Linked DNA regions of Mus musculus: region 1 is linked to region 2. The links are chromatin loops, found by intact Hi-C in ENCODE. Cell type or tissue: left cerebral cortex. All regions are shown on one strand. Links, peaks and the distances in the headings refer to the core of each region. The heading gives the core; the rest is flanking DNA.

What was found. A loop is a pair of places that touch in the nucleus more often than their neighbours do. Peaks named below come from ENCODE experiments on the same cell type or tissue, not always from the same donor. Only the 100,000 strongest peaks of a DNase experiment are listed, where the experiment ranks them.
Region 1: a loop joins it to region 2, with 1.9 times the contacts of the local background. A loop is called at or near these places in 2 of 42 quality-filtered maps.

What each region holds. Positions count from the first base shown.
Region 1 is chr10:4,594,920-4,602,548 of GRCm38, forward strand. No RefSeq gene overlaps it. Among named protein-coding and RNA genes, the nearest start is that of Esr1, 110 kb to the right of the region's middle. In left cerebral cortex, for the core only: a CTCF peak has its summit at 3,524 (motif pointing right); DNase peaks (open chromatin) are centred at 3,543 and 4,197.
Region 2 is chr10:4,990,912-4,998,540 of GRCm38, forward strand. Esr1 (estrogen receptor 1 (alpha)) reads left to right here. Exons shown (of 9, transcript NM_001302531.1): 8 at 6,919-7,102. Among named protein-coding and RNA genes, the nearest start is that of Esr1, 280 kb to the left of the region's middle. In left cerebral cortex, for the core only: no CTCF peak of the experiment used is centred there; a DNase peak (open chromatin) is centred at 3,047.

The DNA.
Region 1 (7,629 bases), core at 1,222-6,221, 400 kb before region 2:
TTTATATAGTAGGTAAATGTCATTAAATACGTTTTTGGGCAAAGGATAAAGGGCTCAAAGATAAAACAGTCTGGAGGGGCCCTAAAGTTTGATTGTCGAAGAAACACGTGCTTATAATGAAAAGGTGGCAGAGACAGCAGACTATGGGGTGAGGCAGCTGACTTCTGTTCTGACCACAGCTATTTTAAATGGCCTTAACATAGTGATCATTCAATATGTATGAGCGTATATGTGTGCATGTGTATCTCCAAACACTTGTGTTGTACATTGGAAATATAACCAGTTTTCCTTTACCTCCAGTGTAGAAGAATGCAGGGGCAGATCAGGGGTACAGAATGGGTCTCAGGGGAATGGTACAGTGATGCTCTGGGAGGAGATGGGGCAGTGAAAAGGGCTGGGGCTTTTTACAGAGGTGGAGAAGAGGTTGTCTTAGTACAGGCTCCTAAACTGGAAGTTGATAGTCTCACTTTACTTCTCACTCTGTTTTCCTTGGGTGTAGCCCTCAGTGGGGCTGCTCTTAGTCTCCTAGCTGGGAAACTGAGGCACAGAGTAGTTAAATTACAGTCAGTGGGGATGTTAAAAGCAACCCAAAGCCTGACCCTGCCTGACCCTGCTGTGCATCATCTGAAGCCTTGGATCTAGGGTTTGCATGGCTCCCAAAGCCAGCTGGGCCAGGTTGTCAGGCAATCTGGTTTTGAGTGTGAAGGAAGTGGGAGGGGTATCCAGGGTTTTAGTTTCACGCTGGGGCCTGAGGGGAAAAAAGGTCTTTGCCACTGATCTCCTTCTGGGTGACACAGGACTCCACTGACATCCTCTTAGGGTGCAGGTTCATTTTCAAAGACAGTTCCTCAGAAGCCTTCCCTGCTTGCCATGGCAGCTGAGCTACTCAGCCTTCCCTACAATTTCTTAGGTTAATTTTAGTGACTTATTATTTCTAGGGAGACTTGCCAGGTAAATCTCTCCTCCCCGCTGCCATGGGCCCCACCCTGATCATCTAAAACTTGCAGAAAGGAAACCACCAATAAGTCAAAGTGATGCAGATGTGATTCAGGGAGGGAGGGGTCAGATTCCAGCTCAAGCAAGTAGAAGAACACGTCAGTTTTGGCCACGACTTTCTAGCTTTATCAAGAAAGATACAGGAGTAGAGAGAGGGCTGTGGACTCTTCGTCCCTGCTTAAGGGGAGCTGTTGAGGCCAAGCCTGTGAAGTTTCTGCATGGAAACTCTTGCGCGTGCTCGACTGGCCAGGAAGAACGACGCTGCAACAGGATCCTTCTGCACACGTTTATTGGGAGAGCTTGATTGTAGAGGCGAAAAGACCCCAAGCCCAGAACTGGTGCTGCTTTTATAGGTCTAGGAGAGGTGTGTCTTACACCCGGATTGGTTATGCACTATGCCTCATTTGCATGTTCCTCATCTGATTGGCTACTCTCTCTCAGTACCTCACAGAGCCTCATTATCATACCTCATTTGCATGTCTCACATCTGATTGGTTATACTCTCAGTACCTTACAGAACCTCATTATCATACCTCATTTGCATGTCTCACATCTGATTGGTTATACTCTCAGTACCTTACAGAACCTCATTATCATGCCCGGGCCAGGCAGTGTCTTTGCAAAAAACTTTACTGCATATGTACACATTGGTTGTTTGTCCAAACTTATGCGTGGTGGCCAGCAGTAGTCAGTGCCACTCTGCAACGGCACATGTGGCTTCCCACAGGAAACCTAGAGAAGCCATTTCCTGAAGTGATGAACATAAAGTCTGGATTGTGTTGGAGAACCCCAGATGTTGGAGATGCCAGCACCTTGGGATACCTGCCAACGACTGCTACAGGCAGGGTGTGGGATCAGCCCACAGGAGAGGAGGGTGCTGCAGTTAAGAAATCTGCAAGGAATAGGAGATCTGAAGGGCTCTTTGACTGCAGACATGGCAATGCAGGATTTGGAGGTTTCCTTACTGGGTTCCACTCTTGCCTTGGTCCTGCATTTCTTCACCGTTCCCTCCCCCCCCCCCCCATTTTGCATGGTAATGTCTATTCTGTGCCGTTGGAAGAATGGAATTCACATTTTAGTTTTACAGATATTTACAGTGAAGAGGATAGCTTTGGGTCACAGAGGAGACTTTGGACTTTTAAACAGTGTGGAGACTTTGAAAAACTATTGAAGCTTTTGATGCTGGACGGGAGGCACTTTGCATTATGATGTGGCCATAAGCCTGTTGGGGGTCAGGGAGTAGAATGTGATGGCTTGGATATGGATGAACCCCACACGCTCTTATATTCGAAGGTCTGTTTCCCAGGACTGTTTAGGAAGGGCCAGGAAGAGTGGCTTTGTTGGAGGAGGAGTGTCGGAGTGCGTGTGTGTGTGTGTGTGTGTGTGTGTGTGTGTGTGTGTGTGTGGTGGCTTTTGAGGTTTCAAAAGCACAAGCCAGGCCCAGTCTTCTCTTCCTGTTGCTTCTGTCTTGTGGCTAAGATATGATCTCTCAGATACTGCCCCAGGGCCATGTCTGCCTGCCTGCTGCCATGCTCCCTGCCATGATGGCCGTAGACTCACCCTCTGAAACTGTAAGCAAGCCCACAATTAAATGCTTTCTGTTATAAGTTGTCTTGGTCACGGCAATAGAACAGTAACAAAAACAAATGGTTATATGGCTAGGGCTGTGGTTAAGATGCTGGGATGTGTTCTAAGACGTTTGCTAAGTGTCTGGGGAGTTCCAGATAATTTCTGTCTTCCTCCTTCTCCCCTGTTATCCATCCCTAACTGTCTTATTACCACCATTGGGTATTTGAAGTAGAACGAGAGGAAAATATGAATGTTATGACTCTAGGATAAGCGTACCAATGATTCTAATGTTCTAGTGATTTGAAAAAGCCTATAGGATTTAAAAAAATTCTTAGAATACCACTGTTTTCCACTTATTAAAAACAAAACAAAACAGAACAAAACCACAAGGTGCTTCCTGATATAGCTCATAACTTTGTAGTATAATTTGTCATTATACATTAAGAATAGTTTGGGGGCCGGGCATGGTGGCGCACGCCTTTAATCCCAGCACTCGGGAGGCAGAGGCAGGCGGATTTCTGAGTTCGAGGCCAGCCTGGTCTACAGAGTGAGTTCCAGGACAGCCAGAGCTATACAGAGAAACCCTGTCTCAAAAAAAAAAAAAAAAAAAAAAAAAAAAAGAATAGTTTGGGGTCCGTAAGTTAAGTAAAGTTATAGTGAGAAGTAATTAGCAACATTCAAATTGCCTTCAGAAATCCAGACTCTTAAGCCGGGCGGTGGTGGCACATGCCTTTAATCCCAGCACTCGGGAGGCAGAGGCAGGCGGATTTCTGAGTTCGAGGCCAGCCTGATTTTCAAAGGGCTATACAGAGAAACCCTGTCTCGAAAAAAAAAAAAAAAAAAAAAAAAAAAAAAAAAAAAAAAAAACCACCAAAAACAACAACAACAAAAGAAATCCAGACTCTAAATTTTAAAGGGTAAGATCACAACAGGAAATTCTTGTATGGACCAGATGGGGGCAGCAGAGAGCCAACCGAGGTCTATGGAATGGAAGGCCAGCATCTGTCCTTGGATTTCACGGTGTCTGTGGAGAGGCGATAACTTAGGAAGAGGAATCAGGGCTTCAATTGTAGCTGAGAAGGGAGGGAAGAAAGAAACACCAGAGACGACTGAAGGTACCGGGAGCAGGAGATGAAGGACTGCACAATACACAGTACACAGTACACAGAAGTACAGACTACACAGTACACAGTACACAGTACACAGATGTGGAGGTACTCAAAGAGCCTGGTTAAAATAAAAGTAGAGAAAGAAATGGCCGGACCCTACTTCACTAACGTTCCCTTTGTACCTTTCAATCCTGCTGGATCTTCTAAGGGCAGTGGCTGCAAATGAACTGAGACTGGAGGAAGCCCACCCACCCATCTCTCTTGACCAGGATTTGCTAAGGAGGCTCTCGTTCCCATTAACAAATACTGACCCAAATTGAGAACACTTGGACCACTTGGATGAGGATCAGGGTCTGGTGACATAGTCCATCTTCTGGAAGATTTTTCACAAGCACTTAAGACGTGTAGCTTCTAGCTCCGGTTTACTTACTGGCAACACAGCGTGCGCCCCGTGCGGTCTCATCATAAGTATCTTCAAACCGTGCTAATGAGCTGAGCCAACACACGGGCAGCCTCCTCTCCCCTGACTTGGCACCCTCACACGTTGAATTTAGCATCCCTCATGGGAAGGCGTTCTGGAGAGCTCCGGTTTGCAGCCCTCCCCATCTTCCCTCTCTACTCATGTAAATTACTAGAGAGACTGTAATCAAGAACATCCTCAAATCCTAGCAGATGGTCGTTTACCTCAAGGCACATGGATGCCCCCAACTCCTAGGAGAAGAAAGAGGCTTTTGGCTACTTCCCTGGGGCTAATTATAACCATGTTCGATTTTTTTTGTAGACAACCTGGAAATGAGTGTAGAGTATGAGGAAAGAAAAACCAAAGGCAGAGAGCAGGGAAGAGTTCTGCAAAAGAAGAGATGTCCGAGCTAGGCTTCAGAACAAGCAATTCCGAACCCCGAGTCTCTTGAGGGGAGCATTTGGTTTCCATGATACCACGAATCCAGCTGGTCCCTAGTATTCCTGGAGACCCAGACATTTTAACCTCTGCTTCCTTAACAGAGGGATTAATCTCTTCCTGCCTTGATTTCCCTTCCTGGAAAGTGGGAATTCTCGTACTTTCTTACAAGGTCTCAAGACTGTCTCCCACATGAGGATGAGAACTAGCCAGGAGACAGGAATATTTCTCTGCCAGGAGAGGCTCCCTGAATTGGTGCCAGCAGTGGCAGGGCATGTCACAGGTGCAGCACAGGGTGTGGCGTTTCTGTAGGGACAGCCACTGGTTGGCTGACTTTGTTGCATTAGTCAGCTGTGCTGTTTGTAAACCTTTGGTGTGATTACGCAGTGTTTGTTCTCTATTGTTTGAAATACCCTTTAAAAGCCGAATACAGAACACTAGGCCCTGCTGGTTTGTTCTTTCTGACTTGGCAAAGGTTGACTGATTTTATTTTTCTTTTGGCCTGTGTTTCTCAGTGGCTTGAAATGAACATGGCTCACTCTTTCTTTTGCTTCCTTCCTTCCTTCCTTCCTTCCTTTCTTTTTTCTCTTTGGTTTGTTTATTCGCCTCTTTGTCCATATTGACAATAATAGATTTGTGCTGCAAACCTGGTATAATTTCTTTAACACAGTCTTCAGAGGGAGGAGGGTTTGGGGTGAATCCGGAATCTCGAGTTGTCTCAGCTTTATTTTCTCAAGGGCCCGAACTGATTCTTAGGAGTTAGCTGTTTTTGACTAAGGAAAATTCACACATTCTCTTGAGTTGTACTATTGAATAGGTTAAAAAACGAGAAGAATAAGCTAGAACAAACGTAATAGAAAAGGCAGGAAGTAAGTATGTGGAAATGGCCATATGAGGCGCCAGTGATGTTGTGGTCGGCTTTGATTGCGTATGAATGGGATGCAATGGAACAGGTTTTTAGCAATGGTAGAAGAGGTGGGTCCAGGACTGGAAAGAGGGCTCAGTGGTTAGGAGCACTGGCTACTCTTCAAGTAGACCCATGTTTGATGCACAGCATCCATATGGCAGCTCACAACTATCTCTAACTCCAGTTCCGGGGGATCAACGCCCCCTCCTGGTTGCTTTAGGCACCAAGCATTCATGCAGGTGCATAGGCATACACATAGGCAAGGCTCCCACACATAAAATAAATAATAATATAAAATTTAAAAAGAATTTGGGTCCATCACTTTTACCTCTCCCTGTACAGTAGAATCTCATGGAGATTAAAAAATGTTGATACGCAGCCTCTCCTCAGAGACCAGGACCTGTGAGGGTATGAATTAGCTCTAGACATTTGTAAGTCTCCTTAAGGGTACAGACAGGCTTGAGAGCCTCAGGAGCAGCCATTTTCAGCATGCCTCCAGGGAAGGAGCCTAGCCAGCTGATCTGGAATCACTTAAGGAGGCGAGCTTCCAGGCACACCTGTAAGGGATTTATTTCCATTAGGTTGCTCTCTGAGTCAGTCTGTGAGGGATCATCCTGTTAGATTCACTGAGGTGAGAAGAGCTGCCCTATGGGAGTGTGGCCCCATTTCCTGAGCTTGGATCCTAGACTGAATGAAAAGAGGAAACCAATTAAGCCTGAGCACTGGTAAGTCTCTTCCTCCTGGCTGCAGACACAATGTGACCCAAGCTTCCAGCTCTGATGTCTGTTCTTCTCCTCATGATGTTTTGCTTCATGGCCACTTCCCCTCTAAGAGGACCTCCTCCACGAGGACTTCCCCTCCATGAGGACTTTGCCTCCATGAGGACTTCCCCTCCATGAGGACTTCCCCTGCAGAGGACTTCCCTCCATGAGGACTTCCTCTGCAGAGGACTTCCCCTCCATGAGGACTTCCCCTCCATGAGGACTTCCCCTCCATGAGGACTTCCCCTCCATGAGGACTTCCCCTCCATGAGGACTTCCTCCATGAGGACTTCCCCTCCATGAGGACTTCCCCTCCATGAGGACTTCCCCTCCATGAGGACTTCTTCCATGAGGACTTCCCCTCCATGAGGACTTCCTCCATGAGAACTTCCCCTCCATGAGGACTTCCTCCATGAGGACTTCCCCTCCATGAGGATTTCCTCCATGAGGACTTCCCCTGCAGAGGACTTCCCCTCCATGAGGACTTCCCCTCCATGAGGACTTCCCCTCCATGAGGACCTCCTCCATGAGGACTTCCCCTGCAGAGGACTTCCCCTCCATGAGGACTTCCTCCATGAGGACTTCCTCCATGAGGACTTCCCCTCCAGAGGACTTCCTCCATGAGGACTTCCCCTCCATGAGGACTTCCCCTCCATGGGGACTTCCCCTCCATGGGGACTTCCTCCATGAGGACTTCCCCTCCATGAGGACTTCCCCTCCATGAGGACTTCCCCTCCATGAGGACTTCCTCCATGAGGACTTCCCCTCCATGAGTACTTCCCCTCCATGAGGACTTCCCCTCCATGAGGACTTCCCCTCCATGAGGACTTCCTCCATGAGAACTTCCCCTCCATGAGGACTTCCCCTCCATGAGGACTTCCTCCCTGAGGACTTCCCCTCCATGAGGACTTCCTCCCTGAGGACTTCCCCTCCATGAGGACTTCCTCCATGAGGACTTCCCCTCCAGAGGAGATTCCCTTCATGAGGATTTCCCCATCTCAAACTGAGCCTAAGCATATCACTCCTTCATTAAGTTGCTTTTGCTTGGACATTTATCACAGTAACAGAAAAAGAAGCTATGTTGCCTACTGCCATACAGGTGTTTGGGGCAACTCTCATCAGTGGGTTTTATCTCATTTTATGGTCCTCCTCTTTGGCATTGCTTTCATGCTACCTGACTCTCCCTGTCTTTAAAAAAAAAAAAAAAATCAAAGCTTTCGGAAGCTGGAGAAATGGCTTAGTGGTTGAGGACACCTGATGCTCTTGCAGAGGACCTGGGCTTGGTTCCCAGCACACACATGGGAGCTCACAACCACCTGTAACTTCGTTCTAGGGCACCTGATGCCTCTCTATGGCCTCTACTGGCACATACATGTGCATACAGATAAA
Region 2 (7,629 bases), core at 1,127-6,126:
AGTTTCCTTTAGAAAAGTGAACATTTCCTCTATTGATCTTTACAACCAATCGTGGCAAGTTTGTAGTATCTGCTCAACGACACTGAAATCAATTCAAGTAAATGGACAGCTGCAACATTTACATGGTACCCCTAGTTGAAATAATGGCTCAAATATTGTTTTTAAAAATCCAAATTATTCTTTGAAAATTCTATACATGTGTGTAGTATATTTTGATCTAGCCCAGTCTTCCTTCTTCCATTTCCTCCTTCAATCTCCTCTCAACACCTTCTATTTCCCAGAAGTCTCCTCTTGCTTTAATGTCTTCTTTAATGACTCACTGAGTTTAATTAGGGTTTCTTACGTGGGCATGGATGCAGGCTTATTTACTAGAACATGGGCAGCTTATTCATAGCTACATCACGTTTAAAATAATGACTACTTTTGCCATCACCAGGAGCCCCTAACTGCCAGTAATTCCTCAGCCAAGGGTGGATCTTCATGAGGTTCTACCCTGGTGAAGACATTCTTTCTTTTTTTTTTTAATTTATTTTTATTTTTATTTTTATTTTTATTTATTTATTATATGTAAGTACACTGTAGCTGTCTTCAGACACTCCAGAAGAGGGAGTCAGATCTCATTATGGATGGTTGTGAGCCACCATGTGGTTTCTGGGATTTGAACTCCAGACCTTTGGAAGAGCAGTCGGGTGCTCTTACCCACTGAGCCATCTCACCAGCCCCCTGGTGAAGACATTCTTAATAACTCTCTTCACTATAAACTCATCTGCATGCTACATCTTTTGAGACATGTATATGCTCATGCATGTGTGTGTGTGTTTGTGTTTATAAATACAGACCAAAATCAAGATCTTAAATATGGTATTCAAGTGTTCTGCCAGTTAATCTCAGATCTCTTTTCAAAACTTTTTTACTTCAAATTTGTATTTATAGTACATACATGTAACAGGCCTTTCCAGAGAGGTACAGCATAGAGGGAAACATTAGTACCTGGGACTGTCTGTCCAGTACTTTGTAGAACATCTAGAATAACTCTTCCTGCTAAATAACAGCAGCAACCATGTTACTGTGTAATACAACTGTCCCTATTAGTTGCTTTTCTGTTGCTGTACAACAATAGAAAAGTTTGTTTCCAGATGGTTAGGGTTCATGGTAGAGACAGCAGGTGGCACCTATGGTGCCTGGAGCAGTTGTTGAGAGTTCATACCTTAAACTGCAAACAGGATGCAACTGAAACCATACACGGTGGTCTTTGAAACCTCAAAGCTTGCCCCCCAGTGATATATTTCCTCCAGCAAAACCAACCTCCTCAGCCTCCTCAAACAGGACCACCAAATGTTTACCACATATTCAAATGCCAAAGACTCATGGCAGAAGCATCTCATTCAAACCACCATACTGACTAAAGACTGCATCAGGAGCAGCACTGCCCCTCAAACAAATGTCAATCAAAGTGAACCGGAGACCTGACTGGGACTGATGACATTGTGATATGCCTCCAAGGCACTAATGAGAAAAGACATTGCTTGTAGAGATACTTCTCTGTGGTGACCCCCCATGTGCTGATACATCACTTAGTCAGCCATGAAGACTACAACTTTCTCCTGATCAAAGCTGAGTGTCAGTTCTGGTCCAGGTGACTTACAACTCTGGACTTCGTATTATTGATCATCGTTTCCCTTTGAAATCATTCCTGCTTCTTTTCATTTTTATATCAACCTGCTGTAGATTGAAGAACCTCCCCAAGGTCAGCTACTACATTATTCCCTTTGGGGAAACAACAACAACAACAACAGTTAAGATTGCCTTGCTGGAAGAATTTGCCCTCCAGCAGCTGGTAAGCCCAAGGCCTCAGCGCTCAGCACAGAGGAGCCTCCTCAGTGAGGTCTATGTCAGAGGAGGCCAAGAGCCCAGCCATTGCTTCAGCTTCCTCCTGGGTATATCCATGGATGGGTGTACTTCAGTCTTCCTTAAACTTCTCAACAATTCCGTTGGGTAGAAAGAAGCTGGAAAAAAAATGTTCCTGTGAGGCCCAGATGTAAAGAGAACCTGCAAGAGTGTTGCAGTAGAATAAAGGATAGTTGAGGTCACATGAGCCTGAAGAAAAGCCATATTATCTCAAGATCTCTAGGCAGCCCCGGTATCGTAGTCTTATAGTCCTAGCTACTAAAAAGTTTGAGTCCGGAGGCTTCCAAGTTTACAGCTTGTCTAGATAGCAGAGTAAATTCAAGACTATCCCAGGCAGCTGGATGAAGTCCAGTCTCAAGCAAAAATAAGTTCACACCCCTGTCTGCCCTGTCTGTCTGTAGGTCTCTCTCTGTGTGTCTGTCTGTCTGTCTGTCTCTGTGTATCTGTTCATATGTTTCTTTGTTTCTCTCACACAGACACATAAATACACATATACACATATGTACATACATGTATTAGTACAAGCACACATACACACATACACACATACATACATGCACTCATGCACACACACACATACTAGAGTCCCTTACACTTGAGGGTGTCCTTGTGGTTTCCCTGTCATTCTCTCCTCTTACTAAATCCCCTACAGAGTCTTCCTATCTCTCCCAGTGGTGGCAGGATAAGTTAAGGTTTGCTAACTATGCTTCAAGACAGACTCCCCACCTTTGGGGTTTGGCACAGACTACAAAGCGCCTGGCCTGTTGTGTCTTTCTGAAGGTCCTTACTCTCTACACACTGACTCCTGGCTTCTGGAAATCATGGTGTGGTACAGGGCAGAAACTGCCTGAGACACAGATAAACTGGCAGCTTTGTTGTACTCATGCTTGTTAGCAGTGGTTGCCAGAGCACCTGAAACATTCTGGGACTCTGGGTGGCTTTTGCTTCTTAAACAGCTCCTTAAAGGCATCAGGCAGCAAACAGGGACTGTGTGTTGCCAGGAAAGTCCAAAAGGATCATGGTGGCTGTTGTCAGTTACTGTCATTTGGTCAGGGCTGTATTTTTATTTCGATGTATATTTGCACAGCTAGGAAGTGCCTGCTGACAAGGATGAGATGATAAGTTGAGCTGGTGCCAAAGCAGGACTAGAAAAACAGGCTTACTCAGAGTGATGTTCTCCATTCTGGGAGGTGGCGTTAAAAAGATTCTCTCTCCTTGGGCAGAATCGTCTGTTAAAATATTAACTCCTCAAAGGATATAAACCTTGGAATCCCTGCCAGATAACAGAGTAAGTTCTCAATAGCTTCTTACTGGAAGAAGGAACCCAGACAGTCATGTGCACTATGAGAGAACCCAGAGGTGACAGCCCAAAAGAAAAAAATGGCTCGCTGAGTCAGACTGTTGTGTCTTTTTCTTGCATTCAAAGCCAACCAAACCAAACCAAACCACTACCCCGCTCCCCCCCCCAAAAAAAAACCTGTGCTGGCCATAGATTCTGTTGAAGTTCACCACAAGTGTGTTTTGTTACACAGTGCACAGTAGAGAGGGAAGGGACAATGTGGGCTACCTCCCTTGGCACGAATCCCCAAGCTATTAGATGGTACTTTCTAAGATTTTTTGAACAAGAAAGGGGTTACTGTTGAATAAAACCAGTATCCTGGGTCATAACAGAAAAAGACATAGTTCAAAATTTCATCACTCAGTTTGGACTAACTGAGGTTAGGGTCTGGGCAGGTTCTCAGTCCATTCATTCTGTGGTAAGGCTTCTAGGAGACAAGACAGTGATATCGGTGATGACACACAGAATATAAGAGGCAGAGCCATGGGGAGCTCAGCTGAGGTCAGTGCTGACACCGGTCCACCAAGGCACACCTCCCTGACACCTGCAATGTTCGAGCTAACCCCATGGCCACTAGACACTTACTTCATTTTCTGATGGACTCCCTCTTTCTTTGACACCGGAATCTAGGCAGAATCTTTGTCACATGGAATCTAGGCAGAACGTAATCCAGGCATTTCTCTGTCTTTTTAAAGCAACTCTTAAAAATGTGCTGTTTGTCAATTTCACTGCAGAAGTGTAAAATGTAACAGTTTTTAGGAAACAACGTGTATATATAACTATATGTGTGTATATAACTTAACAGTTTTATAATGAACATACATTACAGTAATACTGGATTCATAAGAAATATCTAAAAGTACAGTTTTAACACTAGCAATGCCTAGCAATAAGGAAAAACACCCACTATGGAAGCACAAGATTCAGGCTACAAAGCCTATACCAATTTCTTGTTTCTTGGGCAATTCATTCATTCATTCATTCATTCATCCACTCATCCACTCATTCACTCATTCATTCATTCCTCAAAAATGATATGTATGAAACATATTTTTTGTGCATGATTTTCAAGAAGTTCAAATGGTGATCTAATAAAAATAAAAGGCTCTATAAGCTTGTGAACAAGAACACAGTTCAGGTGGACCCTGGAATGCACCATGGTATCAACTGAGGTGACAACCCTCAGGGTTTATCTGTAGCTTCCTGGAAAAACTGGGTTTCAAATGTTACATGTTATAGTGCATGGAGGGATAAAGAGAAATCCAGTGAAACGCAGGAAGTTGTTAATTTTTTTATAGTAGGGGTGAGGGTCCATCACAGCTTCAGAATGTAGAAGCAATTCACTAGATTAACCTGGTGGTAACTTGCAAAAGGATAAGAATATACATCCCATATAAATGGCTGGTTATACTCTCATACACAATGCTGATTTCTGACATGAGCAGAAGAGTGGATATTCTGGGTAAAGACAAATGGCTTCATTAGCTTGGAATGAGGCAAGGCAGGATTACTCTGGGCCTGAGAAGCTTCACACGTTGAGCTGGATGATAGCTTTATGAGTTGAAATATTTGTCAACAGTCTACAGTCACACCTTATTCAATTAGACCTTCATGAAATAAAGATAAAAAATAAGCTAAGAAATAAATTAAAAAGAGATAGTGGGTTATGGGGCTCAGGGGGAAAACTCTTTAGTAGACAGAAATCTCTGCACTTGGATCCCAGCACTAAGAAAGTCTGCAGTGGGTTTTTACCAGGAGGGTTTGAGATCCCCAACACAAACCAGAACCTTGAACATGCCTTTTTCTGTGGATATTTAATGCAGTTCTCACCCGTGTAGCTATTGGAGAACAATGTAAGAACTCCCATCAACAATTCAGCCAAGTTGGACTGAGTTGTATTAGGAAACAGGATGAGTCAAAAAGGATGGACTCTTCAATCTACCCTGACCAGCCCACCAGGAAGCTGCTAGTAGAAGCATGTCAAGAATGCATATCGTATAATGATCCCCCAACTTTTGGTCCTGTTTATTTTTTTGACCTTTACAATTTTAAAAAGTATCCCCCTTGTGATTGTATATTGTATTTGTAACATAAAAAAATTCCTATTAAAGAAATGACCTTTTGGGTTTTTGTTTTTAAAGAAATAAAAGAGGATAACATTAAAAAGTAGATAGAGTTCAAACTTAGTACAGGGCAGTGTCTGGTATTCAGTGTCCAGAAAACAGGCAATATGGTCAAAAGTGGGACATAATCTGCCAAGGTAAACGAGAACACACGAGCATTTAAGAAAACAACAGGTCAGAAAAATAAAGGTTGGGACTCACGTTATAATTTATGCACAGTTTCTTTCTTAAGCCCTTACCTGCTTTGTATTCAGTGCAGTTTCTACTATGGATCAATGTGCCTGTCTGTGCCAGAAGCTCTGAGATTCTCCTGAGATACACACCAACCAATATTTGGGCCAGTCTTGTTCTGTTGTTTTTGTTTGTTTTAAACATGGCCATTTTCTACTCTGGGCAACTACAGTTGTGTCCTGTGAACTCCTCCTCAGGATAGATATTTTCTTTGTTTTCAACCCTCAGGTTGTCACTTACCACAACATAAGCATTTATGTCAGTGAGTGATAACAAAATATGAAACCGCACTGCTGTGTTATCCTAACCCTGTGGTAATCCAGCATCATGTGTGCCCTGTAAGGCTGTGTAGTTAGAATAGAGGAGCTTATTTCCACCAGAGAGGGCAAGTGGAGTTGAGAGACGAGCTGAGACCATCATGCTCCCTCCCGCCTTGCCATCATTCTCAGCATTCCTTCCCATAGTCCTCAGTGCTCCTCATGGCCTCCTTGCTTCTCTCCATAGAGTAGTCCCTAACTCAGGACTACTACTGGTCAGGTGAAATGAACAACATGAACGGCTCTGCCCAGCCTGCCTTTTGCAGAGGCCATAGAAGGTCAAGAGAAGACATGCTTGCCTGTCAGGAAAAACAGCCGTTCCTAAAGTCTTCTAGCCACACCCATGTCATACACTCTTCAGTAAAGACTGAAATATGTGTAGACTTATGTTAGTGGAAGCAAATATATGTAGAAGCAAAATAACTTCCACCTTAAGCAATTACCTTCTAATCACTTAGCCAATTATTCATAACTGCTTGTGAAGCATATTATAATGTGTGTCTTGTGTTTCCTGGGGAACTGTCTGCCCATCGTTACCAGATATGGGAGTTGGCATACTGAGTGCAGTCTAAGTATCCCATCATTCCACTTATGTTCTCTTTGTAAGTAGCACATCTCTCTGTCCCTCCAAGGAAGCAATGATGGTTTCCTCTCGAGTTTGTGGTCAGCATTGAATGAACAGTTCGTGTTGACATTAAATCTACCCAAGAAGGAATGATCATGCCACCATTATGGCTGCAATATCAATAGTCCTTTCTAGAGAATCTTGGATTAGACACAAGAGGCTATCCTGGCTTCTTGATGTGGAAAGATGTGCATATTCATGATAAATGTGCATATTCATGATAATCTCTTGTCAAATGTGTCAAACATGTCCACTGAATTCTCAGTGATGTGGAGGTCTCAGAGAAAGCTCCCTGGCCCATCATGTCATCTCCGGAATGTTTCTGTCTCCAAGACCATATCCTTTATGAATCTTTCTCTCTCCCTGTGTATTCAGGAGTGTACACGTTTCTGTCCAGCACCTTGAAGTCTCTGGAAGAGAAGGACCACATCCACCGTGTCCTGGACAAGATCACAGACACTTTGATCCACCTGATGGCCAAAGCTGGCCTGACTCTGCAGCAGCAGCATCGCCGCCTAGCTCAGCTCCTTCTCATTCTTTCCCATATCCGGCACATGAGGTAAGGCAGCCCTGGGTTCTGCAGTAGAGATAAACGATGTAGACCCAACCAACTCTGTATGATAGCCAAAGCAGGGCAGGCCGCTGAGTAGGCAAAGTAACTTTGGAAAAATGTCTGACCAAAAAGGCTAGAGGAGGACAGAAGAGAGAGTAGAGAACCTGCATGAAGCATTAGATAAGCATCAGGGAGAGTACCCTCGAGGAAGGCATACGCACTGGTGATTTGAAATACATGCAAGGAAAAGAGGCATATCAATCAAAGGGTATTGCCAAGCATAAGCAATCTCTCACGGCTTCAGGCTCATCTGTTATGGTTCTGACAATACTCCCTACTGACCTACACCAGGGAATGCTGAATGATAGAGCCCTGGACTTAGAAAAAAACTCATGCAGAGTCAACATTGATGCATCCCAAGATATGGGAGCCTTCCTGTGACCTCCTTTGTCCTTACTCTAACCTATCACCTAACGTGCTCCTTAGTCTCAGTCTCTTCTATTGCATCCCAATGAAGCACCCAGAGAGCTCAC